Linked DNA regions of Homo sapiens: region 2 is linked to region 1. The links are chromatin loops, found by intact Hi-C in ENCODE. Cell type or tissue: heart left ventricle. All regions are shown on one strand. Links, peaks and the distances in the headings refer to the core of each region. The heading gives the core; the rest is flanking DNA. Region 1 has its middle 80 kb from the start of LINC01271. Region 2 holds the start of LOC105372657 (a long non-coding RNA gene).

Region 1 (9,136 bases), core at 808-8,807:
CTAGACTCAGAGGAGCTAGAAATAAATAAGGCTTGGTCCTTGACCTCATAGTGCTCCCAGTCCAGGAGGAGAGGCAGATATGATGGATGGTAGGAAGGCCTTGTTTGTTTATTCCACACATGTTTCATGGTGCCACTGATGTGTCAAGCAGTGTTAGACACTGAGGAGCAAAGATAAAAGAGACAAGGTCCTTGGGACCCCATCCTAGTAAGAAAGACAGAGGTCAGCATGCACTAAGGCAGGAAGCGCTTGTTCAATAATCCTTTGTTCATTCACTGCATGTTTGCTGATGACCCTCATAGGCCAGATCTGGGCTCTGGGGACACCAAGATAGAAAAGACTTGGCCTTAAGCACTTGGAGCACAGTCCAGTGGAAGAAACTGTCCAGTAGAGAATTTCAGCCAAGCATGATATGAGATGCAATTAGGGTGAGAACAGGAGTCCAGAGATGCCAGGAAAGTGGCCAAGGCAGCTTTCTGGAGGGTGTAAGGCCTGGTCTGAGCCTAAAGGATGTGGTGGGGTCCACTCCATTGGGTCCCCTCCCCTGGCTTCCTGCAGAACATGAAGGTCAGACTCAGGGGCTCCAAGGACACCCCTCCCACCCAGCCAGCCAGCCCTTTAGAGGGTCGGGTGGGAGATGGACGGAGCGACCAGGGCGCAAACCCTTTCTCAGGTCAGTGCCCTGGGAAGCTGGCCGGCCAAACCTTGGAGACTGTCCCACAGTGACCAAGGTCCATGGGTGACATTGAGGTTGTTTGTGCAAAAGTGCTCCATTTTTCTAGGCAGTCTTGTTCATAGAAAAAAACAAATAAACCAACCCAGCTCTGTTGACATGACTTATGGTGGGGTGTGGAGGGGGATGAGAACTGCTACCACGCCGGGCACCCTAGAGACATCGGTGCCTGTAGGGGTGGCGGGAGAAGGGCAGAGGCTGGAGACGTGGCAGGGGCCAGATCTTGCAGAGCCTCCTAGGTCTTGACAGGACTTGGGGTCTGATTTGAAAGGCAATGGGGAACATTTGAACTGCTTCAAATGGGTTAAAAAATATGATTCAAAACCTCCAGAGGGCTAATGGTTAATTCATTTGCTCATGCATCCATTCATTCATTCAACCAATACTGAAGCACCTACTCTGTGCCAGGCACTGTTCCAGGTGCTGGGAAGACAAGGGTGAATGCAGCAGACTCAGATCCTGCCTTCTTCGGACCAGAGGCCACGCAGACCCTAAATCAAATAATCACACGATGAAGTCCAAACAGTTGTAAGCCATACCAGGGAAGGATTCTCCAAGGAGCTGACACATAGCAGCTGGCTTAATCCTTCCTTCAACCAACATTTATTGAGCACCTACTATGAGTCAGGCACTGGGCTGAGTGCAGGGATGCAGGGCGAGCCAGACCGATCCAGACCCTGCCCTCGAGGAGCTGCCATTCCAGTGGAGGAGGCGAACCTATCAATGAACCACAAAGTATGAGGGAGGTGTAATCAGGGTACATAGAGGGGCTGTGGGGGCAAGGAGGGCTTCCTGGAGGAAGGGAGATAAGGAGGAGTTAGTTAGGTGAGGGATTGTGCATGGAGGTGAGGGGGGAAGGAAAACGAGGTCTCTTAGGACCTGCTGGGCTGGTGGCAGGATGGGGGCTGTTGGGAGAAGATGCTGCAGCCTTGGGAGGTCAAGATGCATTGGGTGGAGATGCAAGGTTACAAACCCTGCCCTCGAGACAGCTTTGGAGGGCAGATGGCACCTGCAGGGCCCTCCTGTCTCTGTCTTTCTCTCCAGCTCTGTCTCTCCATCTCTGTCTCCTCTTTCTCTGTCTTTCTGTCTCTTCTTTCTCTGTCTTTCTCTGTCCGTCTGTCGCCTCTGTCTCCTCTTTCTCTGTCTTTCTTGTCTCCTCTTTCTCCTCTGTCCATCTGTCACCTCTTTCTCTGTCTCTTCTTTCTCTGTCTCTGTCTCCTCATCGTTTCTCTCAGGCTGCTCCCTGACTTTCTTTCCTCTGCTCCGGTCATCTTTGCAAGATATCAGTAAGAGACAAGAATACGAGGAAAAACCCTGGGCCGGTGGGCAGAGAGCAAGGTCGGGGCACAAGGACAGCTGGGCGCAGGGACAGGCAGTGACTGAATGTTCTGTTTTGGAAAGACAGCTCTGGTCAGGGGCGAAGGTGGCTGACCACGAAACCCGATAACCTGGCCAAACTCTGCTCTAGCCAGTCCTCTGGCTGGCAGCTGTGACCTGGTGGATGCTGCCCAGAATTTTCCTAGAGGGAGGGGGAAGAAGGGGGAAAATGGTCTGTGGGCAGCTTCTTCTCTGTCAAGTGGGACTCACAGGAAGAAATGGAAATAAGTGAATTCTTAAGGGAGACCTCAGTGTGGTTCAGAATAGGAAAGCCCTGCTTGTCTGTTCGTGGTTTGCTAGGTTTTCACAATCCAATAAGTGCTCCCCGTGTGCCAGACTCTGTGCCTGGGATGACATTGCCAACCCTCTCCTGCAGGGTGTTGTGATTTAAGACCATGGACTCTGGAGCCAGACTGCCTGAGTTTGAATCCTGGCTTTGCAAATTACTTGTGACTTTGCACAAGTTACTTAACCTCTTTCTTTTTTCTTTTTCATTTATTTATTTATTTATTTACTTTTTTTTTTTCTTTTTTGAGACTGAGTCTTGCTCTGTCGCCCATGCTAGAGTGCAGTGGCACAATCTCAGCTCACTGCAACCTCCGCCTCCCGGGTTCAAGTGATTCTCCTGCCTCAGCCTCCCGAGTAGCTGGGACTACAGAAGCCTGCCACCATGCCCAGCTAATTTTTGTATTTTTAGTAGAGACAGGATTTTGCCATGTTGGTTGGTCAGGCTGGTCTTGAACTCCTGATCTCAGGTGATCCACCTGCCTTGGCCTCCCAAAGTACTGGGATTATAGGCATGAGCCACCGCACCTGGCCAACCTCTTTCTTTTTTTTAAATTTTACTTTGAGACAAGGCTGGAATGCAGTGGCACAATCACAGCTCACTGCAGCCTTGACCTCCTGGGCTCAAGCAATCCTCCCACTTCAGCGTCCCAAGCAGCTGGGACTATAGGTATGATCCAGCACACCCAGCTAATTTTTTGTTTTTTGTAGAGATGGGGGTCTTGCTATGTTCCCCAGGCTGGTCTCGAACACCTGGCCTCCCAAAGTGCTGGGACTACAAGCCTAAGCCACTGCTCCTGCCCCTTAACCTCTTTCTTTATGGGTAAAATGGGAAGGAAATATCATCTCTCCCACACATTTGAGGTAGATACTAATATTAGTTAATATATGTGAAGTGTCTGGAATAACGCATGGCATGTAATAAATGCTCCACAAAACACAAGCTGTTATTAGTTTAGTTCTGCAATTAGTTCTGTGAATGCTGAGGAGGCAGAGGGAGTGAAATTCAAATGCTAGCTCCATCCCTTCTTAGCTCTAGGACCTTGGTGAAATCTCGTAGCTTCTCTAGGTGTCCGTTTTTCTTACCTGTTAAGCAAAGATGATCTTAGTACTCGCCTTGCCAGGTGGTTGAGAGGGTCTATGTCTTTGTAAAGTGCATGGGTGCATGGAAATAATTCACTTTATGGGGGAAGAAAATAAGTCCCAAAGAAGTTTATTTCTTTATTTCCATACGTCCAGCAGGCCCTGAGCACCTCCTGTGTGCCAGGTCCCCAGAATGCCTACAACAAGCTGGGGCCTGTGCTCTTTCTGTCCTGGAAGACAGCAGAGGGCAAGGTGGAGATAGTGCATGCCCCCTTGGCGCTCACCTTTAGTCCTGACCAGCTCTGTGAGATGGGGTGGCAGGTATGACCACCCCGTGTCACAGAGATGGAAACTGAGATCCAGAGAAGTGAAGAAGCTGCCAGGACACAAGGTTCATGTGCACCTGCTCCTCTGAGCGGCTTCTCTGAACTTCTGTAACAACCCCACCACTGTCTATCTCATCAAAGCCACCTAGGGCCTCCATCTTTCTCACCCTCCACTCTGTGTTCCTATCTCGGTCTCTCCAGCACCTGGCCCAGAGCTGGCCTCAGACATGTTGATTGTGCCAGACAAAATCTACGAGCCCTGAGAGCGGGAATCCGTGCAGCTGTGCAATGTGTCACTTCTCCTGTCCTCCTTCTGCTTCCAGCAAGAAGAAAATGCAGTGCGGCCATTGACCCCTGAGCACCCCCCTCACCACCAAGGCAGGAAGCGGGTGACAAGCACAGGCAGTGTGGAGGAGGGGACAGAATGGGGTCTGGAGTCCCAGAGTTCCACATTCTCAGTCCTGGCTGTAACTGTGGACATGGCTTTTCCCCTCTCTGAGCCTTGGTTTTCTTATCTGTAGAATGGGTACAATCCTTGTGATACCCCTTCTGTTGATATGCAGAATAGAGGAAGCCTGGGTATAGAACTAGGCACAGGAGAGGTACTCAGAAAACGGCAACTGTTTCTTTTATGTGGAAGGGGTGGCTGAAGCCCTCTCCCCTCACCCAATCTCTCAAGCCCAGTTTGACTCCTCATAGCCAAGGGTGAGATAGTAAGTGTAGTGGTTAACAGCATGAGGCCTAGGCCTGACTGCCTGGGATCATATCCTGCCTCTACCACTTGGAGCTGTGTGATCCTGGACAAGTGACTTAACCTCTCTGGGCCTTTTTTCTCCATTTATGAAATAAGTGTAATAAGAGTCCCCAGCTCCTGGAACTGCTGTGATGATCAGATGAGTTCACAAAGTTTAAGTAAAGGGCTAGGATCCTGCCAGGCACATGAGTGCTATAGAAGCGTTTGTTGCTCTTCAGGAATCGAGGGGAGGAGGGACCTGGTGGCTCCTGCAAAATTTACAAGGGACTCAGGGACAGGGATGGGAAGGAGGAGCTGGAGAAGAATCCTGATGTGAATCAGCAGGGAATTTCATAAAGCAAAGCCCACTGTATTGAGGATGACCTTCACACAGGATCCGGTGCCCCCCGGGGAAGGGCCGCCGCCTCACTCCCATCCTTCCCAGAGCCCAGCTTGGTGCTTGGTCATCTCTGTAAGGCAGAAGCTCCATCCTTCCGGCTGCTCTATCTGGAACCTTGGAGCCATCCTTGGCTTTTATTTTTAGATTTTAAGTTCCGGGGTACATATGCAGGCCGTGCAGGTTTGTCACATAGGTGAACATGTGCCATCGCGGTTTGCTGCACCCATCAACCCATCCCCTAGCTATTAAGCTCGGCAAGCATTCGCTATTTATCATGATGCTCTCCCTCCCCACCCCCACAACAGGCCCCAGTGTTGTTCCCCTCCCTGTGTCCATGTGTTCTCATCGTTCAGCTCCCACTTATAAGTGAGAACATGCAGTGTTTGGTTTTCTGTTCCTGTGTTAGCAGAAACCCAAACATCCTTGGCTTCTTGATTTCTATTGATCGCATCTAGTCCAGCAGCATATGCCCCAGCAGCTCCACCTTAGAACAGATCAGGAGTCCAAGATCCGTTCTCCCCGCCTCTTCACCTCCACAGCCACCCCTTGGGCCCATTCACCATTCTCTTCTGCATGAACCACTGCAGTCACCCTGACTGTCCCCTTCCCCCTGGCTCCTGACAGCCCATCCTCTACACCCAGCTGGAGAGATTCTTTCAGAAACGAAGTCAGACTGTGCCCTCTTCTGTTCAGAACCCTCCATGGCTCTCACCTACCCCAGAGGAAAGCTAAGTCTTTCCTTCGACGTGCAAGGTTCTATGGGCGCTGCCCTTCACCCCTCTGAACTCACTTCCTCCCACGCTGCCCCTCACTCATTCTGCTGCAGCCACACTGGCCTCTTCTCTGCCATCCTCGCTCATGCCAGGCACGGTCCGGCCTCGGGCCTTTGCACTTGCTGTTTCCTCTACCAAGAATGCCCTTCCTCTGGAAATCCCCATTGCCCAATCCCTCATCTCTTTCAAGCCGTACTCAAATATTTGCTCAGTGAGACCTTTCCTGCCCTGCACCCCCACTCCCTATTTAGATTTATTCCTCTCTGATGTTCCCCTCCTCCTTCCCCGGCTTATTTTTCTCCTTAGTACTCACTGCCATTGGAAACATGATCTATTTAATTTACCTGTGAAGGCTGATGCCCCCTTCCTCCCCCATTCCGTAATGTCAGCTCCACGCTGACGGGGACATGTGTGTTCTATTCACTGTTGCATCCTAATACATTCAGGTGATGGATGATACGAGTCTAGTGTGTTACCTTGGACACTGATGGAGGCAAGACTGTTAGGGTGAGGGTGGAAGCAGGAGACCAGGAAGGAGGCTCCTGCAGGGGTCAGGTGAGAGAGGTGGGGCTGGGCCAGGGCAGGGAGGGGCGGCTGTGTTTGGATGGAGCAGCAAGCACCAGGTGTGGGGGTGAGAGAAAAAGAGGAGTTGAGGATGATGCCCTGGTATCCGCCCTGAGCATCTGGAAGGATGGGCTGCCCTTGACGGAGACAAGCTGTGGTGGGAGAGCGGGTTTCGATCCTGGACAAGTTCCATGGGAGCTGCCTCCTGAGGCTTGCTAAGGCCAAACGCTGTGCCAGGGACTCGGGAACAGCGGCGTGACACAGAGCCTGCCTTCTTGTCACTCTTGTCTCATGGATTGGCATGGCAGCATTGCCACTTGCTGGGAAACACTGAGCCAGTGGCACCACTCCTGAGCCTCAGTTTCCCCATCTGGATGACAGTCCCTCCCTCCCAAGGCCTGTGTGCAGCTCCATGAGCTCATGCCTCTGACGTGCCTGGCATCCAGTGGGCGCTCCAGCAGAGCTTGTTCCTTCCCTGTCCAGCCCCCATGCTGGCTGTCCCCCAGGAGACTGTGCTGGGAGCGTTATTTTTAAGCCTGGCTCCAGCGGGCTGGGCCATGGTTCTGAAGGCCGTGGGGAGACCACAGTGCTAGCAGCATCCCGGCTTTCTTGATGCCAGGAGACCGCGGCGTGGAAACATCAGAGGAGGCCGCCCTGTGTCCATGCCCTGCCTGGTAACCCTTTATGTGAAATTATGTCATGTCACCCCATGCTGTTTATAAACATCTCTGACCTTTCCCAAGCAGGGCTGTGGGGGAGGGGGCTGCACCTACTCCTCCCACTCCCCACCCCCGCACGCCAGGACCTGCTAGTGACCCCTCCCATTAGCCCACATCACACAGAGCAAAGTGGGTGCACTGGCCTCCAGCCAGCGTTGGCCTGGTTGTTTCAACACCTCCAAGCACCTCGCAGCTGACCAGCCCTGGGGTATTTTTAAACCCTGGCCTCGGCCAACCTCTTTGTCACATTCCGGTCGGGGCTTGAGTTTAGTGCGTGCCCCAATTCGGATAGCTGGGTGGGGGCTGGCATTCACTGGACAACAAACATTTCATCTAGTTCCAGAACCTGTGGACCTACTATGTACCAGGAGTGGGGACCCCGGGGGGCTCCCTCACAGAGCCTGTCCCCAAGGTGCTCACTGTCTGGCAGGGACACTGTGACGGGCCCACACTGTGACAAGTGCTAAGATGGAGGCGAAGATGGCAGTTGCAACTTAAATATCCGCAGGCCCAGCAGGTTACGTGAACGAATGAAGTGGGCGTGGTGTGAGACTGCGGGTAGGGGTGGGGCCTGCGGAAACTGGCGAGCCCATGCCCAGTCTGAAGGGGCTGGCTGCGCGCCCCTCCGCTCCAGCCTCTGTTGTCATAAGGGAGTCGGGTCCAGAGCTTCTGATTTTCCAGGAGAAGCTACACATCTAGGTTTATGTGAGATTTCATAAAAAAAAAAAACAAAACCCTTGACTTTTAAACGTTGGCAATAAATTTTGTAAAAATGTCCAAAACATTCTGAGAGCCAAATGACACCTGCTTGTGGGCTGGACTCAGCCCATGAAGTCAAGTTGAGGCAAACAGTTTGTGCTCTCTGATGCAAACAGGTGCACTATAAAATAGTCAACAAATGCGGCCTGAACACCTACCCTGAGCTCCTTCTACTGTTCCAGGCCCCAGGAAACGGCCGGGAACAATGTGGAAACATCCTTGCCCTCGTGTCGCTTTCAACCAGTGGGGTTGCTGGCACCACCTCCTACTGGCTCACGAATTCTGCAAGCTAGTTGTCACACACAGCCATCGCTAAGAATTAAATTGCACGAACTTCCAGTTAAATAAGTTACAACAAAAACAAAGGTAACAACTGCTCACAGATCACCACTTTCTCACCATTTCACTGTTCTCTGTGTTGTTGAAGTGATTGACGTCTGTTGTGTTGTATCATATCATATGCCATATCCCACGGTGGAAATAGTACAACAAGTTCTTCCCAATGCCATGCTCAGTAAGTCACACTGGTAGCTCCAAATGGACCATGGTGGGACTATTTACACCACCGAAATGGATACATGTAAAAATCAGGGCTCCCCCTTGTTGAGAAGGTGTCATTAAACATTTAGCAGTAAACCAGATTTTTTTTTCTTTTTTCTTTCTTTCTTTTTTTTTTTTTTGAGATGGAGCCTCAGTCTTGTGGCCCAGGCTGGACTGCAATGGCGCCGTCTCAGCTCACTGCAACCTTCGCCTCAGGGTTCAAGCGATTCTCCTCCCTTAGCCTCCCGAGTAGCTGGGATTATAGGCACAAGCCACAAAGCCTGGCTAATTATTTGTATTTTTAGTAGAGACGGGGTTTCGCCATGTTGGCCAGGCTGGTCTCGAACTCCTGACCTCAGGTGATCCACCCGCCTCGGCCTCCCAAAGTGCTGGTATTAGGCGTGAGCCACTGCGCCCAGCTGGTTTGTCTTTTGAAATATTTCCTCTGACTGTGTGGATTGAGTGGAGCAAAGCTGGAAGCCAGGAGACCAGGGAGGAGGAGCTCACTGCCACGGTTCAGGTGGGCAAGGACAGTGGCAAGCCTGCACCTCGGTGGTAGCTGTGAAAGTGGCAACAAGGGCATGGATTTGGGATGTATTTGGCAGTCAAGTCAGCAAGATTTGGGATGTGTGGGGTGAGGGAAACAGGAACCAAGGGGCCACCAGGACCTGGTCTGAACAGGGCAGCACTGTTTCCTGAGCTGGGAAGACAGGTGGGCAGGGCTGGGGTTTCAGGAGGGAAATAAATGGAGTATTCCGCTTTGTGAAGTTAGGGGCCTGCGTGAAACCTACATGGAGGTGTCAGCTCACCAGCTGGGCTTTGTAGTCTAGAGTACAACGTAGTT
Region 2 (9,136 bases), core at 514-8,513, 54 kb after region 1:
GTCTGTAATATGTGTTTGAGCCCAGATGAGGTCCACAAAGATGAAGAACTTTCATCACTTGGCCTTTCTGGAATCGACTTTCCCTCAGGCCGACTGGGGGTTGAACCACGAATACATTTTCCTACATAGTATATCCCACATTGACACAGGGTACCGTCTAAGGGATCCCTTATCCAAAATGCTTAGGACCAGAAGTCTTTTGGATTTTTATATTTTCCAAATTTTGGAATATTTGCATATACACAATGAGATATCTTAGGGATGGGACCCAAATCTGAACATGACCTTTACTTATGTTTCATACAAACCTTATACACACAGCCTGAATGCAATTGTACATAATTTTTAATAATTTTGTGCATGAAACAAATTTTGTGTGCATCGCACCAACAGAAAGAAAGGCGTCCCACACCTATCTCAGTTACCCACGTGGACAATCTGTGGTTGTTTGGCATCACCCTTATTCCTGACTCTGAATTTATATGCTATCAATAAGCAATCATTGTCTCACACTTACTCACACATAAGTACTCCATGGTAAAAAGTATGACATAGCATTAATACAGTGGGAAAATAAGGAGTTCAGGGCGACCAAGCAGAACAGCGATATCAGCAGATAGGGGGCTCAGCCGTGAAACAACAGCGACAACAGAAAACCGCGGGCTTTCACTTACGGCATCAGGTCCGCACTCAGAAAGTTTCAGATTTGGGAGCATTTCGGATTTCAGATTTGCGAATTAGAGATGCTCAACCTGTCTTTTCACAGTGATCCTGGAAGGGATTCATTGTCCCTGTCTCCAGATGAGAAAATTGAGGCTTCCTGAGGAGACAGCACGTGGCCCGTCCTGGGTCACATGCTGGTGAGGGTCTGGGCTGGGATTCCAGGCAGCTGGTCTGACCTCCCCGCCCTGTGGTTTTGGTTTTTGGTTTTTTGCAGAGACAGAGTCTTGCTGTGTTGCTCAGGCTGGTCTTGAACTCCTGACCTCAAGCGACACCCCCATGTTTGCCTCCCAAAGTGCTGGGATTACAGTGTGACCCACTGCACCTGGCAGTCCTGTGCCTTCTGTGACATCACATGGTCTGTGAGGTCCCTGGGTCTTTCTCACATCCTCACACTGCGGTGGGCAGCCCGAGATGCAGGTCTCTTTCTTAAAGAATTGTGTTTGAGCAAAAAAGCCCACAGAAGTCACCATCTTTCCACCTCAGGATCTCATACAGTTCTGATAATTATAGGTACAGGGAAGTCTCAATTTCAAATGTTCAAGTCCTAAATGGATTGATTGTGTTCACTGGACTACAAGTTCCAGGGGGGAGGGGACCTTACCTGTTTGTTCACTCCCATGTCCCTCGTAAGAAGAACCTTCCAGGCACAAGGTATCTACTATGGAAACATGTGTCTGATGAATGGATGGAGCTGGTGATACATTTATTTATTTTTATTTTTATTTTTTTGAGACGGAGTTTCACTCTTCTTGCCCAGGCTGGAGTGCAATGGTGTGATCTCAGCTCACCGCAACCTCCATCTCCTGGGTACAAGTGATTCTCCTGCTTCAGCCTCTGGAGTAACTGGGATTACAGGTGTCTGCCACCACGCCTGGCTAATTTTTTTTTTTTTTTTTTGTATTTTTAGTAGAGACGGGGTTTCACCATGTTGGCCAGGCTGGTCTCGAATTCCTGACCTCAGGTGATCCGCCCACCTTGGCCTCCCAAGCTGGTGATACATTTAAAAATAGAGTTTCCAATCTTTTTTTTTCATAACTTTTTTTCAAAACTTTTTTTTCAGCAAAGGTGTTTTGCTAAATGTCTAACCAAACATGCTTGAATGTATCCACCCTATTGCTTAGCTTCAGATCACGACTCCTTCTTCCCTTATAAGCAAGTTACTCACCTTCTCTGGGACTCAGTCTCCTCATCTAGGAAATGGGGACAAGCATGTACCTACCTGAAAGTCAGTGCAGGTACCTGTAAAGCTCTCAGGACACTGTAGGAATTAGTGGCTATATTCATTATTATTATTATTATTTGTTTTCATCTGAGAGCCAGGCCAGGGGTTTGGGGGACAAAGGTGAATCAGGTTGCTAGCTCTGGGTGACTCAGATTCTCGCCTGCATCATGGAGAGTTCACAAGAAGGGTCATGGTGTCCCCTGAGAAATGACAAGGAACCAACTGGTCTATGAACGTGAGGGGAAGTGACTGAATGGTGGTTAGCCTGAGCTGGAAAATGCACACTCGGTTGAGTTGCTCAATCCATCCGGTGACAGCAAGGCCCTCGGGTACACTGGGGGAGCCAGGTACATGCTCAGGGCCCAGTGTAGAGGGGCTGGGCCTGAATGGCAGAGGGGATCCCCGCAGCCTAGAGCTGGAGGCTCCCAACCCCTGGAGACATGGGGGCCTTTGGAAGGAGGAGGCATGAATGCTGCCTCGGCTGTTTTTGGCTTAACGCTGAGGTGTCCCTCAGCCTCCCACCTGCCCAGAGAAGAAAGTCATGTTTTTTAAAAGATGGAGATCCGGCCGGGTGTGGTGGCTCACGCCTGTAATCCCAGCACTTTGGGAGGCTGAGGCCGGTGGATCATTTGAGGTCAGGAGTTTGAGACCAGCCTGTCCAACACGGTGAAACCTCGTCTCCACTAAAAATACAAAAATTAGCTGGGTGTGGTGGCAGACGCCTGTAGTCCCAGCTACTCAGGAGGCTGAGACATGAGAATTGCTTGAACCCGGGAGGCAGAGGTTGCAGTGAGCCGAGATCGTGCCATTGCACTCTAGCCTGGGCAACAAGAGCGAAACTCCGTCTCAAAAAAAAAAAAAGATGGAGATCCTGGGATTACCCCCAGACATCGGGAGCTTCTCGGGGGCTCAAGCTTCTGGCAGTTTCTTTACTTGCTTTGGTTGAATTCTTCATTTCCACCCAGGTCTCACCCCTCCAGGCTGCCAGTCTCTTTCTGCACAGGCCACACATATGGGGCCTGCTTGAACCCGGGAGGTAGAGGTTGCAGTGAGCCAAGATCGCGCCATTGCACTCCAGCCTGGGCAACAAGAGCGAAACTGTCTCAAAAAAAAAAAAAAAAAAAAAAAAAAAAAAACCACAGAACATTATTCAGCCTTCAAAAAGAAGAAAACCTGGATTATACAAAGTGAAATAAACCTCTATCTCGAAGAGCAAGGAAACCTTTCCCAGAAGCCTCTAACAAATTTCTCAACACATCTCATTGGCTAAAATCACATTCCATGTCCAGCCTAAATCAATCACTGGCCTTGTTGGGGTGGGGGACACTGTGGCTGACTTAGAGCAACGGGAATCAGTCCCCTGAGGCTTGGCTGAGGCCCATCTTCCTGGAGCCCATGGGAGGGGTGGGGGCAGGGATTTCTTGTGCAAAATGAGCAAAATAGGTTCTGTTAGGAAGGAGGAAGTGGGGGGATGGCTGAAACGGGAATAGCTCATTGCCGCTATCAGCATATCTGCTTCTTGCTGTCGGGACCTACTGAACTGCCTCCGTTTCTGGGTTGTTTTGAACTGACTCTTCCGCTTTCTCATAAATTCTGTAAGCTCACTCATGTTCCTCTAATAAATTTCCTTCCCACTTAAGTCAGCCAAATCTGGATCTCACTGAGGCCCCAAATTTCCTCAGTGATCATCTTTAGCATCATCGTCACCGAACCATCTTTGCTGATATTTATTGAGCACTTGCTATGTGCCAGGTCCTGTGAGACACACTTTGCTTACAGCAGATATTCTCAACCAGGGGGTGATTTTGCCCTGCAAGGAATGTTTGGCAACGTCTGGAGATATGTGTGGCTGTCACAACTCAGGGAAGGAGGTGCTACTGGCATCTAGCGGGTAGTGAGGCCAGGGACACTGCTAAACAAGTCCTGCAATGCATGGGACAGCCCCCAACCAGGAGTTATTTGGCACTAAATGTCAGTAGAACACAGACTGGGCAACTCGCTCCTAACCAAACCTGGCGTATTTCACAGAGAAGCAGCCAGTCCAGAATGCCCGAGGGCCCAGGTTGAGAAAGCTTGCCTTGCACTGTCAAGCAGTGAATGGCCGAGAAGCATCTGCTGTGTGCCTGTCCATGCTGAACAGTAGTGGGGCTGAGGGCCCAGCCTTAGCCCCTGGGAACTCGAGCCCATTTTAGTCCTTTAGGTTATTCCACTTGCTCTTTTCCTTATTCCAAAAGGAGCTTGAGGCAACCAGAACCAGCGATCATTGCTCATATTGCCCATGAGTGAGAAAAGAAACTAGCTCTGTGGAGGAAGAGACGCCTCCCCCAGCTTTGGATATTCAAAGGGGTTCCTCATGAGAGAATTTCGCATGGGGTCATGGCAGTGCGGACAGTAAGGTGATGAGATGTATATTCAGAAGGCTCAGCTATTTGTCAGGATTTCTTGTAGCTGCAGGCAATGGAAACCCAACCCAAGGTGGGTTTTAAAAAGGGAGAATGAGAGAGCCATGTCTGCTTCAGATACAGCTGGATCCAGGAGCACCGCTGACGATTTTCGTCTGGGGGCTGTCTGCGCCTCTTGGCTCTGCTTTGCCCCATGTCACTGGCATTCTCAGGCGGTCTCTGTTTCTCAGGGTGGCACAGTGCCTCAGCTGCTCCAGGCTGACATCCTACAACGAGCTCAGCCACCTCAAGGCGGCAACGTCTTTCCCATTCCAAAGTCGCCGGTTTAATTTCTTGGCCCTGATTGGATCGTGTGCTTACCCCTGAACCAATCCATGTGGCCAGGGGCCTGACTGGCCAGGCCTGCAGCCCTGAGGATGGATGGGGTCAACTCTCCTAATTCACAAGACCAAGGGGGTGGAGGCACCACAGGGGAAACTCAACGTGGTCTCCAGAAGAAGGGACACATGTGCTGGGTGGCCCCAGACCCGCGCAAATACAGCATCCTCACCAGCTCAGCCAGCGAATCTAACAAGGACCTACTTTGAGCCTGGCGCCAAGCCCAGAAATGAATCTGGCAACTTCCTGCCCTCTGGGAGGAAAAGAAGATATAAATAAGTGCAATTCAAAGCACTGTGTGATGTGTCCTGAAAGAAAGAAACAAACAAAAGGCTACAGACACGAGAGGTTGGCTGAGAAAGGGCACTGGGCTGGCAGGAATGGCTTGAGCAAGGGTAAGGAGGTGGGAGGGGCCAGGTGTGTTCGAAAAACTAGGGGTCATCCTCGTGGCTGGCGACGTGGGGAACGAAGCTGCAGAGGGCAGTTGGGGTAGATGGAGCAGGACCAGGCTCACCCAGCCGGGCCGTTTGGACTTTCTCCAGGTCGCAGCGGGGAGCCATTGATGGTTTTAGAGCAGAGCAGAAGCAAGATCTGGAGTTGCACTTTCTGAAGATGAACTCAGCCGTTGTGGAAGGGGAAGGGCTGGGACAGGGAGAGACTGAAAGGGACAATTGAGCAGCTGTCACAACTGTCCCAGGACAGATACTGGACATCAGAACCAGGGCAAAGGTAGGGCAGAGGTCTTTTCATTGTCTCCGAGGGCTGGGCACATAGTAGGTGCTCAATAAATGTGGGGTGGAGAGAGGAATGGGAGAAGAGGCCTGAACCTTGGCAGCTGCAGGAGGGGAGGGCCGATACCAAGTTTATCCAGTTACGCTGAGCAAAGCCCCCACACCACAGTGGGTCCTCAAGGAAGCCATGGCTACCCTGGTCAGCCCCCAACCTGCTTCTCCTGTGCAGCTGCTGACAACTGCAGCATGTCCCAGCCAGGGATGGGAGTCTGGAAGAAAAGCAGGAAGGAAGTGAGAGGACAGAGCAGGTTGTTCTCCGCCTGGGCCTGGATTCCCCCTGCAGCTCCTGACCCTTCTCAGGAAACCAGGATGCCAGGTGCCAATGGGACACCAGAAGCAATGACCATGCAGCAGAGGACTGGACATGATGACCTTGGGAGGTCAGCACACCACCCACTGATCTCTGAGGCCGAGGCCCCTCCTTTCATTCTTTCTTAGAAATATTTATGCTCAGGAAGCTGCTTCCTTGACAAACCCGCTGGGCTTCCTAAATATTCACCAACGACTCGTTGTACCATTGGCAGGACATTTTTGCCAGAGCTGCCAACTGTATTTACCGACAGAGGGACTGGGAAGATCTGGGGCAGTGGGGTGGTCAGGGGGAATATATATATAGGGGAATATACAGAGGAGAGTCCTGAGAGAGCAGAGACCATCGAAGCCTCTGGATCAGCTGTGGTCAGGTGGGGAAACCGGGTCACTGATCCCTCATAAGGCTTGAAACCAGCAGCTCATAGCACCTGCCAGAGTCTCCCTATTTTCAGAGACCAATATAAAAGATGTCTGGCCCAGAGTGGGCTGAGCAGGTCCTGAAGGCAAGAAGGATGTGCAGAAAAGGAGATGGGACACCCATTCCTAATCAGGATTGACTGGGCTGTCCTGCTTCCAAGTGCCTACTCCCAACTTAATGACAACAGCAGACACCTCCATTCCACCCACTACGTGCCAGGCTGTGTTCCCATATGTCACATGTATTACCTGGTTCTTGCAACAAAATAGTCCTGAGCACCAACTATGTGCAGGACCCTGTTCTAGACACTACTCATGAACAAAAAACCCAAAATGCCGTGGAACGGACACTCCAGTGTCATCGGAAGTAAATACAAGATGTAGTATGCTAGAAGGTGATGAGTGTTTTGGAGAAAAATAAAGCAGGGATAGGAGATGCGGCTGTCACAGGTGGGATCTAGTGGCACAGCACTTTGGAGGTAATGATGAACAAGCACTCCCATTTGGCCAATGAGGTCACTGGGGTGCAGAGAGGCTAAGTGATTTGCCCAAGGTCACACAGCTACAGAGGCAGGATTCGAACCCAAGTCATCTGGCTCCAGAGTCCTGGTTCCTGACCTGACGAGGACTCCAGGTTCTCTGACTTTAGCACAGGCGTCACCAGAGCCTCAAGATGCAGAGCGACTTGCAGAGGAGCAGGCAGCCAAGATGGAGGAGGTGGAGGGTTGGCTTTAGCATTGGGCCAGCTCCCAGGCTGCAGGCCTTGGGAGGCATTTCTCCTCCCTGGGCCTCAGTTTCCACCTCTGCAAAATGGGGAAGTTGCAACCCCTGCCATGGAGTGGGGGTTCCTTGAGGTGGCGCTGTGGAACTGCTTCCTAACACTGGCCACAGCGACTCCCAACACCTCTCAGGCTTGCCCTACAACCCATTTTTCACCTGCAGCCAAAGGCGTTGCCATGAAACAGACCATGTCATGGTCCCATCCAGATCCTCTGATGGCTGCCCCTCACTTTGGACTCTGGCCTGCAGGTGGCCCCTGGTGTCCTCTCACCTCCACTCACTTCACTGCGGCCACCCAGCCTCCTGGCTGCTCTTGCAGATCTGCCAACTCCATCCTGCCCCCCAGCTTGGGCACCCACCATTCCCTCTGCCTGAAGCCCCCTCCCTCACCTATCAGCCACGAATGGAACTCAGCCCGCACTCTGAAACAGAGGCTTTCTTGCCCCCTTGGGATCAAGATGCTCCACAGACAGACCCCGAGGGAGATGGAGACACAAGCAGAGGGACAGGCTGAGACATACATGGGCACGCAAACCAAAGGTGCTCAGAGCCACACGTGGTCCAGAGGTACAGAGAGACACACGGTGCCAGACGTAAAGTCACAGCCACAGCCACGCCCAGGGAGACACATGGAAGCCCCAAGCCACAAGACTATTCAGACACACTGGCCATGGGTGTGCAAGACGTGCATGGGCACACTCAGATAGACACACATGCCCTCACCCCACACACACGTGCACAGGCACACCCAGGGAGCCGCAGCCAGCACCAACGTGGCCCAGAACACCCAGCCACACACATGCACACACACACTTCCCTCTGGCGCCCGGAACAGCCCCGTGCCAAGCGTCCTAGGACAAGGACCGCCTGCAGCCAGCCTTGGCGGGAAGGTGTCCTGGCAAACAATACCTCCCCTCTCCCACCGTCGGCACAGACACAAGGAGCCATTGTCAGCCTGGCACACACCGCGGGGCGGCCTCTCCACAGGCCCTCCTGGCGGGCATGCCTGCACGTGGGGGCGGAAGGCTGGCGGCTCCCCAGGCCCACCTGCTCCCATCTGCCCACCAGGGACCCTGCCTCCTTCAGAGCCTCCTGCCTGGTCCTGCAGACCCTGGAGGGCTTAGCTCCCTGGCCCACTTTCCCTCCCCAACCCCTTGGGACTTACGCATCCTCCTCACAGAGCGGCCAGGGCTTACGAGGGGCAGGGTTTGGTGGCTGAAAACGTGAAATCTAGATTCAAACACACATGCCGTGTGACCTTGGGCAAGTCACTTCCTGTCTCTGAGACTTGGTTTCCTCATCTGTAACATGGGATAATGCTAGCACCTCCCTCACAGGGCCGGTGGCATAACGATTTGAGCCACAGCATACACAACACTGAGGCAGCAGGTGCACCCTGGGATCTGGTAGGCCCAGGCTCCGGCGACAGCCTTGCCATTCTCTTGCTAGGCCTCGGGCAGTTGACATCACCTCTCTTCCCCTCAGTCTTCTCACCTTGAAAGTGGGGATGGTCGTTGGCCCCCCTTTCAGAGGTGTTCCTTCTGTAAGACTCTCACATGGAGGGTTTAGGATGAGCCTGCCACACAGTAGGCACTCAATCAATGCTGGCCATGATCATTGTCTTAATGGCCTGAGGCTTGCTTATTCACTTATTCTTTCTTTTCATTCCTTTCACCAGTCTTTCCTGCGTACCTACCACATGTTGTAAGCTGAGCAGTTCACCCTAAGTTGCTCCCTCCCCCTATGCCCCAATGGGCTCCTGTTAGATGTTTGTTGACTGACTGAATGACAGGAGGCAATTCAGAGACCATCACTACCTCCAGGCAGCACAAGGACACTGACTGAGTGGTCAGGAGCCCTGGGTCAGCCTCTTAACGGCTTGCGATGCCCGGTCAGGAACACAGATCCCTGCTCCACAGCAAGGACGTCATGAAGATTAGGCAGGGTGGAAAAAAGAAAGTGCCACTCAGTGAACACCTACAATGCCAGGGCCACCCTGCCAGCAGTGCCACAATCTTTTCAGGACCTGCCCCTGTGCAGACGGCACCTGTTTGAGCAGCCACACCCCTCTGCATCCCTCTCACCATGCTCCGGCTCATTTAATCCGAAAG

Evidence for each region. A loop is a pair of places that touch in the nucleus more often than their neighbours do. Peaks named below come from ENCODE experiments on the same cell type or tissue, not always from the same donor. Only the 100,000 strongest peaks of a DNase experiment are listed, where the experiment ranks them.
Region 2: it touches region 1 in a loop (3.0-fold over the local background); 9 of 110 quality-filtered maps call a loop at or near these places.

What each region holds. Positions count from the first base shown.
Region 1 is chr20:50,397,074-50,406,209 of GRCh38, reverse strand. No RefSeq gene overlaps it. Among named protein-coding and RNA genes, the nearest start is that of LINC01271, 80 kb to the right of the region's middle. In heart left ventricle, for the core only: a CTCF peak has its summit at 5,656 (motif pointing left); DNase peaks (open chromatin) are centred at 5,814, 6,749 and 7,139; H3K27ac peaks cover 4,259 bases.
Region 2 is chr20:50,342,549-50,351,684 of GRCh38, reverse strand. LOC105372657 (a long non-coding RNA gene) reads right to left here and starts at 987. Exons shown (of 3, transcript XR_936837.3): 1 at 675-987. RefSeq lists an enhancer at 1,181-1,230. In heart left ventricle, for the core only: no CTCF peak of the experiment used is centred there; DNase peaks (open chromatin) are centred at 2,284, 3,364, 4,944 and 5,244; H3K27ac peaks cover 2,947 bases.